Linked DNA regions of Homo sapiens: region 2 is linked to region 1. A link is a loop called in an ENCODE intact Hi-C map of the cell type or tissue named here. Cell type or tissue: lower leg skin. All regions are shown on one strand. Each heading gives the region's core, and the rest is flanking DNA. Links, peaks and the distances in the headings are about the cores only. Region 1 holds the start of SLC22A17 (solute carrier family 22 member 17). Region 2 holds the start of MYH7 (myosin heavy chain 7).

Region 1 (12,209 bases), core at 2,906-10,905:
AAAAGACTGTGGGCACTTCCCAATGACAGTGACTGGGCTAGAGAATTTCCACTTGAGGGGCATTTACTGCCTTGCTGTGGAATGTTGACAGAAGCTATCTTATGCCAATGGAAATAATGGTGCCCAAAGGAGCACCATGACAAAATAAAAATGGTTTACATAAGATCTTGCTACCTGAGGATACAAGGAGGAGATCCTTATGAGCAGGAAGCCTCTTTTTTTAAAATTTTTTTCCCTAGGACTGATTCTAACTATGTGAGGAGCTACTAGATTCTACAGTGCCTGATAGACAACTCTCATTAGCTGTTTGGCTTGTGAATGGCAGTTCCAAGGTGAACAAACATCCTGTTTGAAAGCCCCTGTTCTGGCTATAGAAGTGTCAAACAAATCCTTTTCTTTTGAGTTATTCACAGTTTAAAGCAACTGGGTGAAGTATGTGTTTGTAAGCAAATTTGCCTTTCTATCTATCTGAGTTCTCCAAAATTTGGATTGTGAGTTCATGACAATACAGTCATTTGCATAAGCTTAGTAAGAGTCTTTTAGAACAGAGCAATTGGAGACGCTGGTTATTTTGCCAAGGCTTTGACTAGAATAACATATTTGTAGGTAAAGTTCCAGCAAAGCCAACTTAATAGAAGCCTATATGGCCAAACAATTCTTGCTGCACTTTATATGAATAATCAGGCAAAGTATAATAAGCCTAAAATTTATTTTGTACACAAATTTCAGCCCTGGCTTTTGTTTTTGAGTGCAGATCGAAGAACGAATTATTTCTTGGCTACAATAATCCTCTGAAGAGTATCACATTATAATTTTTCTTCATATGTTTAGTCGGTACTCTAATAGAATAGCTCCCTTTTTCTGTTCTGACATACAAATATTCTTTTGATTGTCAAAATATTTATGTTATTTATCTGTCCTTGTTTTATTTCCTAGGAAACCAAAATCATGGTAGTCTGAAGACCAGGGATGTGACTCTACCTCATTTGGCATCCCACTGGGCCGGATCTGTTATTCACTGAAAATGCCCTGCTGCTAAGACTATATGAGCACCTTCTCTCTAAGCCCAGTAACTGTGGTGGATGAGGTGGACGCGTGAAATGGTGAAGGGTTGGTTTTAAGGGATAGAATCAGTTCAAGGTCAGGCCCTCCAAATCAAGGATGGGTACAAAGACACGTAAACAGATGGTAAAATAAAGGACTTTGTCTTCTAAGCTATCATGTGTCATCTTTGCATCCATCCCAACCATGAAGAATTTTCTGGCTGGGCCTGGTGGCTCACGCCTGTAATCCCAGCACTCTGAGAGGCCAGGAGTTCAAGACCAGTCTGGCCAACATGGTGAAACCCTGTCTCTACTAAAAATACAAAAAATTAGCCGGGCATGGTGGCGTACACCTGTAATCCCAGCTCCTCAGGAGGCTGAGACAGGAGAATTGCTTGAACCCGGGAGGCAGAGGTTGTAGTGAGCCGAGATTGCGCCACTACACTCCCGCCTGGGGAACAGAGTGAGACTCCATCTCAAAAAAAAAAAAAAAAAAAATTCCTACTTCCTGTAGAATTAAAATAAAATAATTACTGATAGGATAAAGATACCTTGTGACTCACCCAGCCTCCTGGGTATAATACTTCCGTTATAAGTTGTGCTGATAGATATATATTAAATCTTTTTTTGAACAATGCTTATGTTTTATATAGTTAATTGCTATAAGTCTGTAACTAAAACCAAGATTATAGTAGCTTAATGCATAGAAGTTTAAAAATAAGTCAATTTTGTAACCTCTCCTTTGGCTTTTGTTTGTTCACTTTCTACTTAAAAGAAAAAACAATTTTAAGGGATGAATGCCTGTCCATGTCCGTTACTATCTAGCCTAGAGCAATTAATTGGCTGTAAGTCTTGTTGACTGTAAGTCCCTCGGCCATAGGGAGTCCCACTGAGGGACAAGATGGACCTGGGGCAGGCAGCCATGTCACCCAGGCAGTGCTATGGAACAAAATTACAATTGGTGGCCATTAATGTTGTCTCTGGCAAATCTTGGCCAGAAGGGGGAGAATGTAAACTAAAAATAAAACTCAAACACCTCGCCACCCACCCTGCAACCATCTGAATGGACTCCCCCCTTGGCCAGAGCACCCTAAAATTTAACCTGAAAGGCTGCTGCAGGTCATGATGGGAAGTGGGGGTCCGACATGCCTCATTATATCCCTCCAGTGTTAACATCAACACAAACCTAAGTCTGATAAGGAACATTTACAATCTATTTTCTCTGAAGCCTTCATCTTCATGATAAAACCTAGGTCTCCAAAACCCCTTATCTTAACCCAAACATTCCTTTCTACTGATAATTACTCTTTCAACCAATTGCCAATCAGAATATGTTTAAATCTAACTACGGCCTGGAAGCCCCTGGCCCTGCCTTTGAGTTGTCCCGGCTCTTCCAGATCCAACCATTGTAAATCCTGCACGTACTGATTGATGTATTACATCTCCCTAAAATGTACAAAGCAAGCTGTACTTCGACCACTTTGGGCACGTGTCCTCAGGACCTCCTGAGGCTGTATCATGGGTGCATCCTTAACCTTGGCAAAATAAACTTTCTAAATTGATTGAGACTTGTCTCAGATAATTTTTGGTTTACACAGCTTACACCTAGTGGGGGTAGTTTAAGAGACACTTAGGATACATTACCTTGTTTAATCCTCATAGCAAGTCTTAAAGGAAGTTGGAAGCTAAGAGATTTGCCCAAAGTGGTAAAGCCAAACCAGATGTGGTTTAAGAGGGAGGCCCTGGCACTGAGGTAGAAGTCTCAGTTTTCTGCTGCCACCTTCCAGAGAGCCAAGAGAACCCACTCTTGCCTTCCAAGGAATGTGCCCAAAAGTTAGAAGAGTTGGGAAGGTGACTACAGTATGCATCCATGAAGAGCTCTCTGGGATCTAATCATGTCTCAGCTTTGCCACTCATTAGCTTTGTAACCTTGGGCCAGTTACTGAGTCTCTCTGACCATAAGTTTTCTCATCTTGTTTAAGAGAATAAGAATGCTGTACTGAGCTTCCATTGTTTTTTTCTGAGTGACACCCAGTCCCGCTTCTGCTAACAGTGCCCAAATTTTGCTTTACCTATTCCCAGTTGGGAGAAATAGGGGTGTGGGAGGCATGTTACTCTAGCTAGCCAGTGACATGCTCTCTGGAAATTAATCTTCAGTGGGATAACCCAAAGATTAAATTGCACTGGAGCTCATTCATCTAGAAGAAGCCCTGACAAAAATGTTGCTGGTTTTTGCTCCTCAGACAAGGAGCCTTCTCCGCTCCTGACTAGTTATTTTACGACGAGTTCTGCTTCTCCTTCATTCTGTGAGCTCCCACCACAACCTGCCCCACCAAATCGAATAATTCCCTTTTTGCTTAAGTTCATTAGAGCCAGTTTTTATTGCTTACAACAACAAACAACAACAACAACAACAACAACAACCCCTAATTGATCCAAACACCTACCTTGCAATGCTGTAAAAATTAAATGATACGAAGTGTGTCAAGTGCTTAGGCCAGTTCTGGCAGCAGTGCAAGCAGTCAGTAAGTGGTGACAGTTGTCTGTAAGTCACCACTGGGGGCAGGGCACAAGGAGGGAGAGGGGAGCTTGTTATCGGTGTGCATTCCACTGAGAAAAACCTTCCCCCAAGAGATAGAAGGACAAACAGAAGGGAGGGAAGTCCAGGCTATGATATGCTCGTTTATTCCAAATGTCTTTATTGAAACAGAATGATAGAGCAAGAAATAATGAGGTCTGGGTGGATGTCTTTGGGCGCAGGATGGAGCCCAGACCCAGTGGTTACAGTGTGGAGCTCTCTCCCTGTCCCCTGACTCTGGCCAAGGAAGTGAATGCAAAGCAGCAGGGAGGAGGCAGGGTGGGGACGGCCCTCTGAGCTCTCCGCGATGGCTGGCGTGAGGTGCCTCTGAGACTTCTGGGCAGCCCTGCCTTCCCTACTCAGTCTTCCCGATCTTCTTGCCACCTTTCTGTGTGGGCCAGCCTCCCGCCAGGGTACTCAGAGGCCGCTCAGAGGGCAGGGTTGGGGGTGGCAAGCAGCGGGACGTGGTCACAGCGGGTAGGGGGTGGCTGCCGCAGCAGGGAAGGCCGGCGACACAGCTCCCCGTCCCGGAGCACCTCGGGCAGGAGCTTGCGCTTGGTCTCCGGCAGCAGCATAATGCTGAGAATGCAGAGGAGGGCGCAGGCCGCCAGCACCACGTGCTGCAGGAAGGCTCCATGGCCCATGTGGAGGCGCTGGGCCGGGCCGCTCAGTCCTCCAAGCGCCCCTAGAGCCATGATCAGGCCCAGGCCACGGCCCCTGGGGGGAGACAGAGGAGGAGCTCAGCCCACAGCTGTAGCCTTGCTGGGCCCTTCTCCCGCAGCCCCCCTCCTCCAGCCCGCAGGCCCTGTCCTCAGGGGTGGGGTGGGGGAGCGGGAGGCGAGGGGGCCCGGCTCTGCCCCTGGGGGCACCCCTGCTCTCACCGGACAGTGGTGGGGATGACCTCAGCAGCAAGGAGGGTGCTGAGGATGGCGGCAGCTTGGGAGGAGAAGAGCCCAAGGACAGAGAAAGTGGTGATGGCAGCCTCGTTCAGATCTGCAGAAGCAAGAGGGATGATATGAATGCAGGTGGGGAGGTCAAGGCTGGCCTAGTCCCGGGTGTCATCCCCTTGGCTCTCTGTTCCCATGGCTCTAGCTGGGCAGGCTCTGGGCATTCAGTAATTGACTGGGAGAGCAGATGGGGCTGTGGGGCCAGGTGGAGGCTCGTGGAAGAGCTGGGCAGGGTCTGGGGCTTGTCTTGGGAGGCCTGTGCCAGAAGAAATGGCTGTGCCTGTCTGAAGCACCTCTGTTGGGGTTCCCTTGTTGAGCCCACACTGTGGGGAAGATAGGATGCTCACAATCCCACAGGCCCAGCAGGACCAGGGAAGCAATGCCGGTAAGGGTCATGGAGAGAAGAAGGATGCCCCGGCGGCCAAATCGGTCCACGGTGACCCCCAGGAAGACACAGGCCAGGGCTGCGGTGCCGCTGGCCAGCAGAGAGCACAGGTAGAAGTCCGATGGGCTCCCTCCTCCTCCCACAGGCTGGTAGCAGTGGCGAATGGCATGGGCAATGAAGCTGTGAGAAGGGGTGGGGAAGCAACGAACAGAGCCTGAATCCCCTCCCGCAGCCTTCTACAGTGCTGATGGTCCTCCGCAGGGGTCCCCGGGCCTTCCCACCCAGCCAGCCCCCATTCCAGCTACTGGCCTGGCCCTCAGCCCAGACACCCAGGCTCACTTGGTGAAGCCCAGGATAAGCAGATTTTTCCAGATGTTGCGGTAGTTGAGGAGGGAAGCAAAGGAAAAGGAGGATGTTGCAGGGAGAGGGCAGGTATTCTCCAGGTCTTTGGGAGAGAGAGAGGAGCTGTCAGAAGAAAACCCTGAGATCCCAGGATCCTCCCACATGGGTGGTGGGGACCCTGGGAGAAGGTGGCACAGCTACAGCCATGCAGAGGGCACCATCATGTGTGCAAGTGAGGCAACACTCACAGGGATCCCTGTCTCTTACCCTGCAGGGCCTCCTGGGCCTCCTCCCCCAGCATCTGCCCATGGGGCCGGTTTCGCTCAGCCAGGATCCTCAGCACAGACTGAGCCTCCTCAATCTGCCGCTTCACTATCAGCCACCGTGCGGACTCCAGGAACAAACCAGGCCAGCTGGGGGCAGGGGGGAAGGGGTATACTGTGAGGCCTCCCTTCTCCTGATCTAGGGGTGGGAAATGTGCACCTCTGAGGGACTGGGGCTGGGGTAGGCCTGGACCAGGGGTAGTTGGAGAAGAGGAGGGGTCTCCGGGCTAGGGCTAGTTTGGAGGCAGAGATGGGAATTGCCAGACGACAGGTGAAGGGTAATACTGACCCATAAAACAGGAAGAGGATGCAGGGAGCGGTGATCATTCGCTGTAGGAATCGCCAATCCTTAGAGACAAGGGCCAGGCCCAGGAACAGGAAGTGCCCTCCCACCCCCACCAACTCCCCTGCCAGGGCCACCCGAAGCCTCTGGGTTGGGTCGCACAGCTCCAGGCCTGGAGATACAGCAGGGGTGGAGAGAGGAGAGGGAGGCCAGGGAGGAAGAAGGCATAAGAGAGAAGAAGAAAGAGGGAGGGAGGAGGACAGAGAGAGAGGTCAGACCCAGAGTGGAGGCTGCAGCCATTGCCTCCCTTGCTAACCTCTGGGTGGCAAGGACTGGGGAGACTGTTCAGCCCTCTCTCCTCTCCTGCTCAAACCTAGGAGGGCTCTAGGGCCAGAGTCCTGGGTGAGTGTTCAACATTTCCAATTTATAGGCCCTTTCCCATCAGGCCTCTTATTTGACCTTCACATCAACCCTTGTCCAAGGTCACACAGCTAGGGACAATCCTTGTCCCTGGACTTACTGCTATCAGGGGAATAGCACCTTATTCCTTGGCAGCAGTAAGTCCAGGACAAAGACTTTAAAGATTGTCGGGAGGGGGAGATAGGTGTAGAGAGAAGCAAGAGCCCTGGATTCTTCAAGGGGGCCTGGGCAGAAAGATAGCTGAGATTCTAGGCAGCTGAAATGTGGCCTAGGGGGCAGTGAGGATGGCCTGGCGATGCAGGCAGGTAGGCATGAGACCCAAGGGAGGGAATTCTGGGAGGGTGCCACTTACGCATCAGGTAGACACCCAGGTCAACACCGGCAAGCAGAAAGCCCAAGAGGAATCGGAGGGCCATGACGCCTGTGGAGGAGCCTGCAGCAGCCCCTCCTACTCCACAGGGGCCCACCAGCCCCAAGGTCAGCAGCACAATCCCGCGACGGCCAAATCTAGAAAGTGGGAAGGGCTTCTGGTCACCCAGACTCTCTGGTGGTGGGAAAGTTGCTGGGTAAGACCCAGCTGCACACTTCAGAGCTAGAGGTATGAGAATGAAGTTCTGGGAGCAAGAGTTGGACAGAGGCTTGAGAAGATGGGGAGGGATGGGGACCATGGGTGGGTGATGCCTGGCTACTGGGCACTGGGGTGTGGTTGTGGTTCTTTAAGAGGTGGGAACATTGACTCTTGGGCTATTGGTCAGAGATTAGGGCACTTGTCAATGGATGTGACATCACTCAACAGAGGGGATGGGATATTGCTTAGGGGATTTGGGACCATTCATCCTTAGGAACAGAGCTAATGGTCAGTGGGCCTGGAGCTTATCTTGCTCAGACTGTTCAGAGGAGATGTGGGAGGGGGGTTCATTGATATACGGAGTTGGAACTATTAACCTGTGGAGGGGAGGCCATTGGCCACTTGTGCATGAGGATACTACTGGTCAGTGAAGGTAAAGCCAATGATATTAGGGGACTGAGTAATTGATTTTTGGAGATGAGGCCATTGTTCCATGGAGGTGGGACATTGGTCTATTAATACATTAAGAATGGTCAGGCTGGGCGCAGTGGCTCACACCTGTAATCCCAGCACTTTGGGAGGCCGAGGCTGGCAGATCACGAGGTCAGGAGTTCAAGACCAGCCTGACAAATATGGTGAAACCCCATCCTTACTAAAAATACAAAAATTAGCCAGGTGTGGTGGCAGGTGCCTGTAGTCTCAGCTACTCGGGAGGCTGAGGCAGGAGAATCGCTTGAACCTGGGAGGCAGAGGTTGCAGTGAGCTGAGATTATGCCACTGCACTCCAGCCTGGGCAACAGAGCGAGACTCCATCTCAAAAAGAAAGAAAAAAGAAAAAAAAGAAAGAAAAAAGAAAGATCAGTGGGGACATAGACATGGGTGTATTAATCCATAAGGTAGGACTATTGATCAGTGGGATGAATCTATTAATCCATGGGAATAATCAGTAAGGATAAGGTCACAGACCAGGGGAGATGAGACTATTGGTAAGTGATTATGGTCACTAACTATGAGTTAGTGAAGACATGGTTACTGATTCTTGGAGGCTGGGCTATTGATCTTTGGGGATAAGACCATTGATCTATGGAGATGAAGATAGGGAGCCTCTGGTCATTGCAAAAGGGGCACCAATCCCTGGGAGTTAGGCTATTGATCTAATGGGGTGGGGCATTTTTCCATGAGGATGGGCTTATTGGTTAATGTGCTGAAGGCTACAGATTTTAGAAGACCAAATTATTGATCTTTGGGGATGAAACCATGGTTCCATAGGAATGAGGCTACTGGTCTGTGGCAATGAGGCCACTGATGCATAGGGATGGGCTATTGACCTGTGGGTTTCGGATCATTGGCCCACAGAGGTGTGTGACTATTGGGCAGTGAGGATGGGTATTGATTTTAAGGAACTGGACTATTGAATGTTGGGATGGCTTTGATCCACAGAAGTTGAGTTATTAATCCACTTGGATGGAACTGTGGATCAATGGGGCTGAGTCTAATCGGAAGTTTAGTGCAGTGAGAGCATCTGGTCAGTGGTGAAGGTGACCAGAATCAGAGATGAGATTTTTGATCTGTGGGAAGAGTTATTGGTTGCTGGGATTGGGTTGTTGATCTCTAGAGGTGAAGCTACCGACTCATGGAAACGGGGATTTCGGTGAGAGGATCTCAAAGCCCTGAGGATCCATGAGGGTATGACTGCTAATCTATGGGCTATTCCCCTACAGAGCGTTGGGTCATTTGGTGGCAGGCATGGGACTGTGGGTTACTGGGTCTGAGGATATTGTCTTTGGAGATAGTTAGTTGACTTGTAGGGGAGGGGTCGCTGGTCAGAAATGGGGTAATTTGTTTGTGAAGTTGAACTATTGATCAGTGGGAATGGAGCTGTTGGTGTTTAGGAATTAACATATTGATCTTCAGGAATGAGGTCACTGAGATGGAGCGAACAGTCCATGTGGGCTGTTAGTGGGGATGAGACTATTCTCTTTGGAGATGAGGCCATTGATTCACGGATAGGGGGCCACTAATTAGTGGGAATGGGACTAATAGTCCATAGAGGTCGAGTCATTCCCTTGCGCGGAAGAGGTAGGGAAGGGGTATTTCTTGATGGAGAGTGAAGTTGAGACATGGATAGACCATTGAATAGAAGTCCAGAGAAGACTGCAGAGTCCAGCGAATCGTCTTCGACCTCCTGTAAACGCCCGCTGCTTGGGTTAGCTTCCCTAGCACCCCCTCCTTTCTACCAGCCCTGCCCCCACGACAGCCCTCACCTGTCTGCGGGGTAACCCAGGAACAGGTAGCCGGAGGCAAAGCCCAAGATGAAGAGGATCTGCTCCAGGATCACCTGCCAGCCCAGGTCACACACCAGATCCCACTGGGGATGTGAGAAGGGTGCAGCGGGCGTGAGGCCCCGCCCTCGCCGCTCTCTGCCCGCCCCCAGACCCGCGGCCCGCCTGGCCGCCTCACCTGGCCGATGGCGTTGGTGGTGAGCACAGGAAGGCCATTATAGTCCCAATCCTTGAGGCAATGGTTGAAGTCCGGCGGGGCGAAGCCGCTGCACGAGGGGTCGGTACTGGTGGCGACACGGCTGGCGGCGCTGGCTGCTAGGGCAGCGCTGGCGACGCTGACGCCGCTGGCATTGGGAGGCTGCTCCCAGCCAGAGGCATTAGGGGGGAAGGCCCCGTAGTGGCAATGCAGCGGGGGCGCCAGCGTGAAGATGGGGTCCGAGGCCATGCCCAGAGCCACGAAGAGCACCGGCAGGCAGCAGAGGCCGAGCTGCAGCTGCTGGCCGCCGCCCAGCGCCCCCACCTGGGCGAGCAGCGCCTCAAAGCTGAGGGGGCCTGGGGGCACGGCCAGCGACAGGCTGCTGCCCAGTCCGTCGCCGCCCGCGTCTCCCTCCCCCTCCCGCTCGCGCTCCCGCTCACCCTGCAGCTGCTCCGTGGGCACCGCATCTCCGAGGGTCCCGACCTGCTGTTGGGGGGCAGGGGGTGGCAGGAGAAGGGTGAAGCGGAGGAAACCGCAGAGCAAGGGCAGGGGGCAGGTGGGAGGGAGGGCTAGGAAGGCAGTCAGGGGCGAGGGATGCGCAGGAGGAAAATGCCAGACGCTCCGCGGGGGCGGGGGTGCTGGGAGAGGATGGCGTCGCCACCTGGGGCTCGGGCACTTACTCCGTTGGAGGTGGGGGTGATCTCTACAGTGTTGTCGATTTTGCCGCCGCCCCCGCCATTGGGCTCGGGGGTCCCGGTGGCCACCCGGGGAGCCAGCTTGCCGACCGCAGGGGCCCTGCCGGCCCGCGCCGAAAGGATGCGCTGTCCTCTGGCTCAGTTGCGCGCCGGCTGCCCGGACACAGACAGCTCGAAGAGATCCCGCTCTGCAGCTCTGCAGCCGCGGGCGCCTCCTTGGTCTCTGCGATCTCTGCGCTGCTTTCCCCTCCCCTTCCTCTAGACTCTCCTCCCCTTCCCACGTCAGCAGAACCTTCGGTCCAGACTCTTCGTCAGAGAGAGGAAGGGGGGCCAGGGCCCAGGGGAGGGAGGGAAGGGGGGCTCTGTCGTCTCTTTCCTGGGTCTGCGGGCCATTGCGGTAAAAAAGAAAAAAAGCTGAAGGATAGTAGCTAGTCCAGGCAGATGCCAGAGATTCTTCCTCTGCTTCCAATCATTTGCCATCATTCATTCATTCATTCATTCACCCATTCACTAATCAGTAAAATTTAAGTGTCCACTACGTTCCAGGACTTGCACTAGACTTTAAGGATAACAGGGTGGACAAGTTCCACTTTGGAGACCTTTACTCCAGGGAGACAGACATGTAAACTGGCTATTACAGTACAACTTATGCATATGGAAGACTGTCTTGGCCCTGTATCAGCCCTAGCTTCAGTCCTCTACAAGGAGACCACTTTCTTGGGTTTCATCACTCCCATCCTGTTTGAATCTCCATTTCTCAACAGCATTTGGCACTGTTGACCCCTCTTCCTCTAAACACTCTCTTCCTTTGCTGCTGAGTCTCTCTTGCTCCCCTTTTCTCCATTGCAGAAATCGTCTTCCAGCTCATGGCATTGGTGCTGAGCATGGGCAGGCCATTATCCTCCCGGTTCTTGAGGCAATGATTGAAGTCCAGCGGGGTGACGCAACTGCAGGAGGGGTCTGTATTGGTAGTGATGAGGCTGTGGTGCTGGCTTCTAGGGCCATTCCCGTCTGTATCATTTAGACACCATGGTTCAGTGTCTGGAATCCTCACAGACTTAGTCCTAGGCCCTCCTCTCATCTCACACTGTCTCCACTTTGGGATCTTACCTATGCCCACAGCTTCAATCACCACCCATACAAACAATACAAACCTGACGCCCAGACTGACATCTCCAGCTTCCACCTCTGTTCTGAGCTCCAGACCTATGAAGCCACCTCTTATTTGACCTTCACCTTGGATGACTCACAGGGACCTCAAACTCAATATGTTCAAGACGAAATTTTTGCTTTTCCCCCATAACTTGGTTGGCTTCCACTGCTTTTTTCTGCAGCGAATGGCACCCTCAACATCGCATTGTGGCCAAATGCTCAGGCAACAGCCTTTAGAGCTTTCTCTTCCTTATCCATGTTGAATTCTTTACAAAATTCTGCCCATTTTACTTCCTATATATTCTCAGACATCCCACATCTCTCCATCTCTACCATTATTAGTCAAGCTACCTGTTGCAAAGACCACTTTAGCTCCCTAATTCCTAACTGGTGTTCAGCGTCCGCTTTGTTTATACCTCCTTATCACCCATATGTCATTTATAGTCAGATAGAATGATCTTTTCAAAATACAGATCTGATCATGTATCTTTCCTGCTAACCAGCCTTCAGTGGTGTCTCCTCACTGTCAAAGTGAATATTAAAAATCTAGATACCTCATACATGGTTCTACATGCCTGGTCACATGCTGTCTGTAGTTCCATCTCACTTCTTTCCCCAAACTCTCTGCACTCCAGCCACAGACCTTCTTCTAGTTTTCCCAGCGCCACGAGGCCTTTGAACAAGCTGGTTCCTGCACCTAAAAAGCTTCTTAGTCACATTTTTCTCATCCTTCAGCTCTCAGCCTAAACATCTTTGCTACACAGGAGTCTTCCCTAACCTCTAGAATTGCTACTCAAAGTGTGGTTCATGGACCAGCAGCATTCCTGGGAGCTTGTTAGAAATGCAGAATCCAAGCCTCACCCAGACCCTTGAATCATAATCTGTATTTTATCCAGATCTCCAGGCATAGGTATTATACATTAAAGGTAGAGACACACATCTCTAAGAGATTTGTTACCTGATAGGTACTTTATTCTCTAATCCTAGGTAAGGGC
Region 2 (12,209 bases), core at 2,611-10,610, 93 kb after region 1:
CTATTCCAAGAGGAATCCCTTCCTAAGCCTGGAGCCCCCTTATCCCAGAGTAAAGCCTCCAGCTCCCGCTCCTACCTGAGAGCAGCAGGGAAAGACACAGAGCAGGACAGAGCTGTGGAGCCAGACCTGGTCTCAGGGGCTGTATATATGGGGCAGCAGGGCACCCCCACCCCCAACGGCACCCAGTCCCTAGCCGGATTTAGAAAGGGCTGTTGTCACTAGAAGCATTTCCCCCAGGCTCCCCCCCTTCCCAAACAGTGCTCCCCTCCCCGCCTCTCCAGCTAGGAAACAATTGGAAGTGGTCGTCATTGTTATGGCATGGACTGTGCAGGGTCTGAGTTCCAGGGGGCGGGGTGGCTCAAAGTGCAGCAAAAATATCTCCCAGGCCAGGCCTCACATTCCACAGCTGGCAGGAGAGGGAACTGACCACGACCACCAAGACCACAGGCAGCCAATGTCCTGGCTCTCCCGCAGGGCACTTCTGGCCCTGGACACTGCTCCCCCTCCAGTCCCCTGCTGCGAGGCCCCTGATGGCCTGGCCGCATTTCCACAGTGTCCTCCCTGCTCTCCTGGCCCAGGTCCTGTATCCAACTGGAAGCTGGGAAGGGGCTGAGTGTCAGCAGCAGAGAAGGGTAGGACAGAGTTGGGGGCATGGCCCCAGGGTGAGGCAGCTAGACTGGGGCAGCTGGAAGGACATTTCCTAGCCAGGTGGCAAGAACAATAACCATGGAGCTTAGAGATGGGGACTCTGGCTCAGGCACTGATTTCCTTGGACCAGCAGGCAATGTGTTGAGGTCACCAAGCCTCCGAGCCAGACAGGCCTTTAGCAATCCATCCAAGCACTTCATTTAATGGAGAGGGACAGTGCATTCTTTAAGGTTATACAGCTAATCGGGGCAGCAGGATTCAAGGTGGGAAACCTCAGCAGATGGGAGTGGAGCCCGGCCTGTGGAGGGTAGCCTGGAAAGGTGGGCTGGGATTCCAAAGATGTGGGGACCCCCTATGCGCAGAGAGCAGGACCCAGCTGCATTGGTCCTAGTTTGGAGCGGTTTGCCTGACTCACGTTCCTGGCTCTGCCCCACAGGTACTAAAGGCCTGAGCCCAGAGACAGACCCTCTCAGAGCTATAGATAATACAACTACTTGGAGCTGGAAGGAGACCCCTAAGACAGCTGTTGTCTGGCCCACCCAGCCTCAGCTTTATCCAGAGCTGGAGGCGACTAGTGTTCTGGCAAGTGAGGCAGAGTAACAGGACAGGAAAAATCTTCCCCTCTGCAGGCCTGAGGAACAGCCACAAAGGAGGGGAGGAAAGGGAGCTGGGGCCCAGCCTACGAGCACAGAACACAACCGATGCCATGCTCTTCTAGCAACGGGGCATGCAAGCTTGACTGGCTCCGTGTCTAGGCAACCACTGCACGATTTGGTGTGAAATCTCCCCCTTCTTCCCAAGCACAGCTCTTCCGCGCATGCGGATTAGTCCATCTGATTAGCTGTCAGCTTGGAAGGAGTGAGGCAGGCCTGGGGGATGGGTGCAGCAGGTACATTTTGAAGGTGGGGTGGGCATAGCAGGGAAGGGAAAATCCAGGAGGAGGCCTCTGTGGGGGTTGCTTGGTAACCAAGGCACTAAGGTACAGTCTGAGGACATTGAGCAGCTATAAGGGGGGTGCAGGCAAGTGGGGGTAGACCACGAACTGCAAGGGCTGTGTCTGACAACACCGCAGCTCTGCAGTGCTAAGGTATACAGTTGCTGAGGTTATCCCAGTAGTCTGTGCTACTAACATGCCCGGCAGAACAGACTCTGGCAGTCCCCCCCAGGCCCTGCCAGGTGCTGAGGAATCAGCCCCATTGACAGAGACAGACCCTCTCAAAGCTATAGATAATACAGCTGCTTGGAGCTGGAAGGAAACCCCTAAGACAGCTGTTGTCTGAGGTTCCCTGTAGGAACCTCAAGGATTGGCGATGAGGGGCAAAAACTCCTTTCGTCCCCACCTTCCAGCTTTCCAAGCTCCAAACTGCCACCCCTCCCTGATTTCCCAGGGCAATTAAGATGCACAAAGGGTGCTTGGGACGTAGTTGAGCCATTTCAAAGCCAGTGTCTTCACCACAGGCCAGCGTCCTTCCTTGGCTGGGGACTTGGGTAGTCTTTTCTGCATTTGGGAAATCAATCACACTTTGTTTCTCTCCTTTCGGGTTTGGGAGGCTCTGGTCTGTTGGTGTTTGGGTGTTACTGTTCTCCACCCATGCCCCCTCTCATTGCAGATAGAACTCACCTCCCTAACTAGGCTTTGCCTCACAGCTCAGACAGATCAGAGGGCCTGCTGTCCTTAAAGATCCCCACTCACTCCCTAGCTCCTCCAGCACCTGCTCTTGGTTACATCATGATTCTCTTCCTGCTGCTTGCTGCTGTCTGAAGACTGAGCAGCTTTGCAGATTCCTCCATTCAACAAGTATTTATTGAGTGCCTACTATGTGCCAGGCATTATTCTGGTCAATAAGGACATAACAATGACCCAAAGAAAGATCCCTGCTCTGGACTGCTTTAGTCAACTGTTTGTAGAAATGGCATCCAGGCCTACCCTTTGCACACATGCACATTCCTTGTGGGGAGAGTGAGGGGCCAGGGGCCCCACCATGCTGGGGTGGGTGGGGATTGTGCAGAGTGTGCTACAAAGTGATAGCAAGATAAAGGAGAGCAAAGCAAAATGCTATAAATAAAGAGAGGCTGGAAGGAGGGCCGCTTCGGCAAGGTAGACCAAATAAGGCCTGAAGTGAAAGGAAGGTGATCTGTCCCCCGTCCTCCCCTCCCCGCATTGTGCCGGCTTTGTCTGCACTCTGTCACCACCCTGATCAAGTGTCAAGCCAAAACAGGGGCCATTTGCTGTGAACACGCCAGCGGTAGTTCAGAGGAAAAGTTGCTAAAATTACTCCCAGTAATTGTGAGGGAGGGAGACACCAGGGCGAATTAGAAGCGATGTCAGCATGGAGAGAGGGGAATCAGAAAAAAGCTCCGGTACCCAAAGGGAAGGAAGAAACGGGGCAGGAAGAGGCAGGGCACTTGGTGCAGGGGAGGAATGAGGCACTCGTTGTTTGTGCACAGGGCAGAGGGGAGCCACCCAGGAGTGGAGGCTGACTCTCCCATCCGCCTGCCCCCAGAATCCCTGACCTTGGGGGGACCCTGCCCTGGCTCCACACGAGCCTAGGATTAGGGAGCTGAGCTTTCTGCCTGTCTCAGATTTCCCTTTACAAACAGCTGCTCCTTCTTGTCATTCTTTTGTCTTCCTGCTGGCTTCAAAATCTTTTGTACTTGTGCACCCCCTCTCATTCCCTACTCTAGGTCTCTGCTTTCTGATGGATGTGAACAAAGAGAGAGATGGAGGGCCGGAGACAGGCTTGGGGCTGGCCTAGTTCACTTTGGGGTAGTTAGGGCAGGTTGATCTTGCCTTCAGGGAGTGTTTGGAGGGACACAACTCACCAAAAGGGAGACTTTGTGGGGAGTGACCGGTCTGGAGGGCCAGAGGCCTCAGAAGCATACAGGATGAGCAGTCTGGTCAGCTTTGGAGTCAGTCACAAAAATCCACTTTGAAACCCAGTGATTCCATTTTCTAGCTGTGTGGTCTACGTCAGTCATATAATTGCTTTGAGCCAGTTTTGTCATCTGTAACATGGGGATAGCCACATTTTGTTTCCAGGGCTACTCAGGCCATTAGAGATTGCACAAGCAGAGTCTACACACAGCAGACACACTGTGGGCCCTCACTGAATGGCAGCTCTTAGGTTAGGAACACAAAATTGAGGAAGCCAGGCTGCAGACAGGAGGGCCGGTTGCCCTGCCATAGGTTCTTTGTCCCCACACCTCCTTCAGCCCCACTAAGTCCACTTGGTTCAAAGGATGGTCTGGACCAGAGTAGATCAGAAATCCTGCAGTCTTGTGGTCGGCTCTACCCAGACTGTGACTGCCCTTGGGAACGTCATGCCAGGAGGCCAAGGTTCTCAGACTGTCCTAGACTCAGTCTAGGCCCACAGTCCAGCCCTGAGCTGGGATAGGCATCACTGCTTGACTGCTGCCCACTGAGCTTCCCTCATGACAAGCCAGTGTGTCCTGAGGTCCAGCAGGAGTTGACCCAGGCCAAGTGGTGACATTGGTCAGGCCACCAGATAGGAGCAGGCTGGGCGTTGGTGGCTCACACCTGTAATCACAGCAGTTTGAGAGGCTGAGGCAGGCAGATAACTTGAGGTCAGGAGTTTGAGACTAGCCTGACCAACATAGTGAAACCCCGTCTCTACAAAAAATACAAAAATTAGCCGGGCATGGTGGTGCACTCCTGTAGTCCCAGCTACTCAGGAGGCATGAGAATCGCTGAAGCATGAGAATCACTTGAATCTGGGAATCGGAGGTTGAAGTGAGCTGAGATCGCACCACTGCACTCCAGTCTGGACAGAGTGAGACTCTGTCCCAAAATAAAATAAAATAAAATAAGCTTTCAAGATGGGGACATGACAGTGGAGCTTGGTGAGGGGAGGGCTTTAAGAAGCACTGAGTATCAGGATATGTTCTGGGCAATGAGAATCACAGAGTGACCAAAGGCATGGAAGGGGAACGGTGTGGTGAGTTCATAAGGACTCGGAGGACACATGCCTGATGAGGCTATGCGTATGGGGGATCTGGAGACATAGGTGGAAGGAAAAAAAGGTAGGGCCCCAATGTCGGAGAGGGGAAAGGGCTATATACATATTGAGTGACCACCTGTGCCAGGTGCACAGTGTTTTATACACCATGATCTCACACATGTTCACAATTGTGTGTCACTTTAATTGTGTTTTATGGAGGAGCAATGGGGTTCAGAGAGGCTAAGATGTTTGCTCAAGGTAAGTAGCAAACGTGGCACTGGGATTCAGACCCAGGTCTGTCTTGCTCAAAGGGCTTTCTACGGACTCTGCCCTGTTTCCCAGGACAGCAAAATGGATAATACCCTGGAAGCAATGAGGAATGACTAAAGTTCTAAACCATGGCAGTCATTGTGATGTCTTGAAACCAGAGTTTGATGGGCCTAGCAGGGGTATTATTGGGTGCTTTGCGGAAGAGAGGCTGGAGGCAGGGAGACCCGAGAGGAGGATACAGTAGCCATCAACGTTGGCAGGAAAGCGAGACCAGCAGCATGAAGCGGAAAGGCAAGGCTGGAAGGCCTTTCTAAAGAAGGAATAAAATGCCTTGCTAACAGCCTGGACGCAAGAAATGAGGAAGGGAGAGGCATGACTGCACGATGTCGGCAAGGATGGGAATAATGGCAAAAGGGACACGTAGGAGGAAGGACAGTGTTCCGTTTGGGGGAAATGGAGGTAAGAGTGGGGCAACCAATGGAAGATGTTTTGCTTTCCTGAAGGAAGCTGGAGCTATGAGACCAGTGGGCAGAACTGGATAAAGAGGGCTGACTACCTCGGGGGATGTGAAAGAAGCCATGAGGTTGGAGAGAAGAGGAAAGGCCTGGGAGATACCCACAGTACAGCGATGGGAGAAGGAAGAGAAGCCCGCAGAGAAGAGAAGGAGATTCAAAGACAGCTAAGGAGAGTGAGAAATGGGCAGTTTCCTAGAAGCCAAAAGAAGCATTTCAAGAAGAGCAGGTGGCCAGCAGTGTCAGATGCCAAAGAAAGCCTGTGTATCAGGAAGACAGAGAAAAGAACTTGGATTATCTTGGAGCAAGCAGCTTGTGTAGTGTCACAGGCAAAGCCAGGCCACAGGGAGTTAATGAGGAAAAAGATGAGTGGACAGGAAGTGGAAGCAGTGGGTGTACACCATGCATTTGAGGAGTTTGGCAGTGAAATGAATGAGATTAGACAACAACTCAAGGGAAGAGGGCCAAGTAGCACGGTTTGTTTTGTTTTTAAGGTAGGGTATTCCAGAATATGTGAAGAGGGGGTAATAAAAGATGCCCTTGTTTTGTTCACCATTTTCTTTTGCACTTTCTGGTTGTTTTCTTATTCTCATCTCCCTTTTTGGAAGCCTGGGGGGTGCTTTGAGAATGCCTAGAGAGTTTGGGTACCCACCACCAGAAAGTGGGCTTGCAAACATGAGGCTCAGCTGGCTCCCTCCTCATCTTCAGATATGCACGTAGGGAGCTCAAGGCAGAGCTCGATACAGCCCTGGCTGTCATCATTGGGCCCACTCACTGGCTGGAGAAGGGTCTCAGCCTCCTGAGTTCCATCGTATAAAGATTAAAGTAGGGCTGGAGGGCAGGGAGTAGCCCTAGCGAATGATCTGGAAACATATGTAGTGCTCAGCAATTCAATGTCTTCTGCTTGTTTTTGCTTCACTATTTTTACTTTACGTAGAAAGACAATGTCCCTGGTGTGAAGGTACAGGTGCCTTTACTGGGCCCAACCTACAACTCAGCCCCAAGAGAGCTTCCTAGTCTCTTAGGGCAGGGCTTTTGCTGGTGCTCCAGGAGAATGGTGGAATGCTGACCCTTCTGGGATGTTCTGTGCTGTAGCAGACATTTGAGACTGCAGCAGCACTTGCTGGGTGTGCAAGCCCAGCAGAACCTTAATTCCACTTTAGTGCAGAACCTTAATTCCAGTCCTTTGCTATACATGCCTCAAAGTTCTCCACAAGAGTTAGAAACTGAGTAAGTAGGCAACAGATACACACATTATGCAGGTTCTTCCAGCCATGGGAGAAGGTGGTAAGTGACCTCCCTGGGTCTGAGAGTCACAAAGTCAGATTTGGAACAGAGGGGCCTGGGGAGCTGGCTGGTGCTTTTCTCCAGGGAAACTTTTCCAGGGCAGCTAGCAGTCCCAGTGCCAGACTGCCTCTTGGGTCCATGAATCAGATTGGAGGCTGAGAGCTGGTCAGGCTCCTGGATGTCTGAAGGGACCAGTGCAGAGGTTTAGCTTCCCTACCTGTAGCAAGGAAAGAAGGGCCTTTATCAAAGGTCTGGGAGTTTACTAGATTAAAACAGCTGAACCATTCTAAGCAGGAAGAGTGGGAAGGAAGCAAGATGGGACAGTAGTTGGTTTGCTGGGAGTGAGGAAAAGTCAGGAAAGGGGTCCATGGAGAGGCTGGGAGAGGGGCAGAGGGGGAGATATGCAGAGATATTGCATAGTAGCGGGGCTGGGGGAGCTGAGGTCCGGCTGTGGGAACAAAGACAGTGGAGTGACGAGGCTAAGACTGCAGAAAAGGTGCAGAGCTGTGTGTCTGTGCATGGTGGAGGAGATGACCTTGCCCAAGGGCAGAGCCTTGTGGCTCTGAGAAGCCAGGGCAGGGGGCACAGGCTCCAGCCTGGTCTCCCCGTGCCTGGGCCCCTTGTCTCTGAGATTACAGCCTTGGCTGCCAAGAGCAGCTCCATGGGGGTGGTGTGGAACAAAGCGAACGGCCCTTTTGTGATTCTGGGTTCCTAAGAATAGCTTGGCTGTGTGTGGGGAGGTGTCTGTAGCCTGCCTGTCCTGGGTCTTGTTCTCAGAGGTGTTCGAATGCCTGGTGTTGGCGGGGCTCATTGCTAGTTGCTGGGGTAGTGGAGGCCGTCAGCCCACCTCAGCCTCTGTTACCTGTGCTTGTCCAGCTCAGCTTTGGGAGAAGGCTCAAGGCCCAGGGACAGTGGAGGGGCAGACACGGAGTGGCCCCAAGGTGTTAAGGGAGAGAAGACAAAGGCCACAAGCCTGGAAAACAAATTTGATGCCTGAAAGTGAAGACAGGGAGGGTTCTGGGAAGGTAGGGGTTGAGGGACAGCAGCCAGAAGAGGCCAGAGCAGGGATGGACATGTGGGAAGGACTTGTGGGACATGGAGGAGAAGCAGAGAGAATAGGTGCACGCGGAGGCCAGAATGTGGAAAGCAAAGGGATGAGGAATGGTCCAGGGGAGGGGGAGCAGGATGGACGGGTTGACAGAGAAGAGCAGATGGAAGGAGAGAAGAGAACGAAGCGGGAAAGGCAGTGGGCACTTCCACAGAGATTGGAGGGGGGTGGCATGACTCTTGGAAGAGCTTGGAAGCAAGGCTCTCAAACGCCATTCCTGTGAGATAACAATGCAGTCAAATCCCTCCCTAATCTCCCCTCCTATTATTAGCCCAGCGTCCTCTCAGAGAATAGGCCACAGGTCCCTGGGCTCTGTCCTTTCCCCCATGCCCTTGGCTGGAATTAGACAGACGTGCCTGCATGGTCATCTGCTAACCACGGTGTCCGGACTTCTAGGCAATGTCATTGGACAAGAGGATAGAGAGGTAGTGGGAAGGGGATGGAAGGTCACCGGACACCCTCCGTGGACGAGGCAGCAGCTAGACACAGAGAGGGGTGAAGGGGTGCACTAGAGGTCTTTGTGCTCAAAGACTTTTCAGATCAATAGAATAAATACACAAGCAACATGATCACAAGTACAAAATAACATGGTTAACACGTGCAAAATAACTGGAAAGTCAAACACATAGCCATGGGGATGCAAAAGAGCTGTCATGAAAGGGCAGAGCAGAGAGGGGAGGGTTTCTGGGGAAGGTGAGCTTGGAGGTGGGTCTTGAGAGGATGGATCTCGAGGAACCACGTCCACAGCTGCTGGCCAATGCTGTGGGCATTCCGGAGGAAAGAAGGGAATCAAGGAGACAGTGGCTTCTATGTCTACTTTTCTGGCCCAGCCTCTAGGGGCAAGGTTGTTAAAAGCTTAATAGCAGACTCCTGGGTTTTTAAGCACACTGGTATTTGTTGCTATTTATTTAAAACTGCTGTTTCTTTCTTGTCCAGCGTGGTCCTTTTACGTTTTCCCCTTAGCCTCCCTCTTGCCTCTAGTATCCCTAAATACTGTTTATCATTTTGATACTTAAAATGGCCAAAAGTTATCATACATATTTTTATTTTGAGCTCTTTTGACTCTGACAAATCGAAACAAAATAAATACTTGATGAATAATGTACCAAAGAAAGTGAGCAGCTGCTGTTCTGTGTTCCTATGAGGGCTCCAATTGCTCTTGCAGGATGAGGGACATAGATGAGATTCTCTGGATCATATTCAGGGAGAGGGTGGAGGAGGGTGGAGGTAGCTTGCTTTCTCTCTCTCTTTTTCTTTCTGTTCCTTCTCTCTCTCAACTTGCTTTTTTCTTCCTCTCTCCTTCTTTCCTTCCTTTCTTTCCTTTCTCCCAAATTATAAAAGTAATGCTCATTACTTTAAAAATTCAAACAATAAATCTTCTATAAGGCAAAACAAGTGAAGTCCCTTCCGCTGTTCACAATCCCATCCCCAAAGGTTAATAGTCAGAGTGTATCCTGTGCTTGTCCATTTGGAACCTTTTATGTATATGCATAAAATACATGTTGGGATTTTTTTTTTTTTTTGACAGAGTCTCACTCTGTCACTCAGCCTGGAATGCAGTGGTGTGATCTCTGCTCACTGCAACTTCTGCCTCCCAGGTTCAAGCAATTCTTGTGTCTCAGCCTCCCCAGTAGCTGGGATTACAGGTGCGCACCACCACACCCAACTAATTTTTTAGTAGAGATGGGGTTTCACCATGTTGCCCAGGCTGGTCTCGAATTCCTGAGCTCAGGTGGTCTACCTGCCTCGGCCTCCCAAAGTGCTGGCATTACAGGCATGAGCCACCACACCCGTGGATTAAAAAAAAAATAGAGACAGAGTCTTTCTATGTTGCCCAGGCCGGTTTTGAACTCCTGGACTCAAACAATCCTCCTGGCTTGGCCTCCCAAAGTGCTGGAATTATTGGGATGAGCCATTATGCCCAGCCACATGGGAATTTTTTTCAACTGGGATATAAAAAAATGAAACATATATATTCAACCAGGGAATGCTGACTTAAAAAAAATGTATGTAGTTTTTGGAAGCTTCTCAAGTCATTAATGATTCCAGGATCCCTCTTCAAGTGACACATGTGGACAGTTACCAGAGTCTTCAGAGGCTATATAGTAATCAGCACTCAAAAGTGAATCAAAGTGAATTTTGAGAAATGAATGAAAGAGGCCAAGGAAGGATAAGAAAGAGGATGCCAACCCCTTTTAACTTCAGCCCTTCTTTGTTCCTGGACATCCTCCTCTCAGGAGAGGTCACTTGGACAACATCTGTCTGGGGTCAGAAGTGACAGTAGGTGCATGGTAGACTCTCGGGTCATGGGAGATTATCCTCATGGCAGAGTCACCTGTCCCTGCTTGTGAAAAAGACTTTTTTTTTTTTCACAATGGTAGCGTTGGCATAATGATGCCTAGTAATTACTTTTGCAAGGCTGGTTCTGAAATGCCACATTTTTCATGCTCAGAAAAAGGTGGTCATTTTATCTGGTCGTTTTTCTGTTTTGAACTCTGGAACTCATCCTGAATGTCACATTTGTACCTGTTCTTTGTGTGGAAGCTCTAAAGTGGCCTTTAGCCAAAAGTCAATCAAAAGTTTTGAGCAAGATCCTAATATAGTTGATGACTGATGCAGCCCTTGAGCTGACAGCTGGTGTAGCATGGATGGCTGGATTCCTGATGTGAAAGTATGAGACCAGAAGCAACTGAAACGCCCAACTCTCTACTCTCATTCTGCTCTGTGCTGCTCCCCCTCCTCCCCACTGCGGGCCCCACACGAAGCCAATACTAATTCCCCAGTTTCTGCCTTTTCAGAGACCCACTGTGTGCCCTGCCCAATCAAAGGGAAAAGGTGGGATGGAAAAAAGGAAAGAAAAATATAAGATAATTATTATGGCTCCTGACAGCTCTGTCAGTAGGATAAGGGCCTGAGATATGGAACCATCCTCTCTTGCAAACAGGGAGCATGCATGTGGAGGACCAAAGGTGGGAGGAAGGCTTGAAATCAAGAGAATGGAGGGTGAGAAAGGGAAGTGCAGGGAGTGGGGTCTACAGCCCCAAAGGTGAGCCTCAGGAAGGCCTCACCTCTCTGGGCAGTGCCAAGAATCCTGGGGAAGAAAATATGAGGAGTGGCCTGGCTCCCAGCCCTTGTGTCCTACTTCCCCTCTCCCATGCCTCATTATACCTGAAGGGCCAGTCCTGCCCCTGTCCCTGGATGCATGTGAGAACCCAGGAGGAGGACCTGCATGGGCTCTGGCCTACACTTGGAGTCTCAGCATCGTCACTCTTGCTGCTGTGCCCTAGTTCTAGAAATTCAGCTTCTATCTTGTTCCTAAGACTTGGGCCCCACCCTGTGCCGCAGGCCGGTAACTGAGCCCTGGTTCCCTCTGCCAGAGGCCTTGTCTTGGTAACCCTCTTCGTCTTCCTGGCCCTGTCTACTTCTCAGGGATTAGATTTTTCCCTTAAGCCCCAGCCAAGAAGCCAGGGGCACTGTTTCCTGCTCATAGAAGGAGATAGCATATTTTGATAACTAAGAACATAGATTTTGGAGTCAGACTTAGGTTAAAAAATCCTGGCTCTACCACGAACCAGCTATGTGACCTGGGTGTGTCATTTACCCTCTCTGAGAAAAAACATGCAGTATCATGTGCAGTCTTATGACCCAAAATATAATCCATAGACTGGCAGCATCAGCATCAGTGGGAGTTTGTTAGAATTGCAGAACCTCAGGCCCCAGCCTAGATCTATTGAGACATTAGCATGTTAACAAGAACCCAAGGTGATTTTGTGCACATTAAAGTTTAAGAAGCACTAATGTAGAGGAAAGAGCACAGGCTCTGGAACCAAGAAGATCTTGCTCTGAATCCCAGCTCTAAACCTCAGTCTTATCTGTAAAATGTGGATGGCAATACCTACTCCATATACTTATCTTGAGGATTATGTATATGAAGTTACAGGCACATGTTCTAAGAAACAGTGAATTCACTAACAGTGAATGTATCTATTACTATCTATGGCCTGCTTGGCTTTCCAAACCTGTTCCAGTGCCCTCTTATTAGAACATCTTCCTGATTCTGATTGCTTTAATAGACTACCTCCTTTCATCTGCTGCCAGGCTAGTCCACATCCTTCCAGCCTCTGCAATGAGAATATTCTCTGAGATCTGCCCCATCTCACTGGGTCCTGTCTAACTCCAGATCCCAGGTCCTTCCAGGCCTACTGTTCTGCTCCAGTTAACAGGAACACAGCTTACCACACCCCAGGAATTCATTCCACCAACATTGATTAGCACCAGCTTTGTGGCAGGCATAGTCTTGACTTTGGGAGCTCACAGAATAATGTTGTTAAAAAGATTAACTGAGGCACATAAGATTTAAAAGAGTTTACTTGAGCAAACAGCAATTCGTGAATCAGTCAGCTCCAAACCAGAAGTGGCTGGGGG

The links. Hi-C counts contacts between places; a loop is a spot of excess contacts. Peaks named below come from ENCODE experiments on the same cell type or tissue, not always from the same donor. Only the 100,000 strongest peaks of a DNase experiment are listed, where the experiment ranks them.
Region 2: it touches region 1 in a loop (2.0-fold over the local background); 7 of 110 quality-filtered maps call a loop at or near these places.

The regions. Positions count from the first base shown.
Region 1 is chr14:23,342,599-23,354,807 of GRCh38, forward strand. SLC22A17 (solute carrier family 22 member 17) reads right to left here and starts at 10,289. Exons shown (of 10, transcript NM_016609.7): 1 at 10,048-10,289; 2 at 9,350-9,853; 3 at 9,154-9,257; 4 at 6,674-6,828; 5 at 5,908-6,073; 6 at 5,563-5,708; 7 at 5,293-5,398; 8 at 4,916-5,133; 9 at 4,503-4,614; 10 at 3,720-4,338. The coding sequence starts at 10,143. The coding sequence ends at 4,050. In lower leg skin, for the core only: no CTCF peak of the experiment used is centred there; DNase peaks (open chromatin) are centred at 4,253, 5,728, 6,623 and 10,203; H3K4me3 peaks cover 974 bases.
Region 2 is chr14:23,435,545-23,447,753 of GRCh38, forward strand. MYH7 (myosin heavy chain 7) reads right to left here and starts at 116. Exons shown (of 40, transcript NM_000257.4): 1 at 76-116. RefSeq lists enhancers at 1-813, 1,834-3,461, 2,591-3,091, 6,860-8,170. In lower leg skin, for the core only: no CTCF peak of the experiment used is centred there; DNase peaks (open chromatin) are centred at 3,167 and 7,467.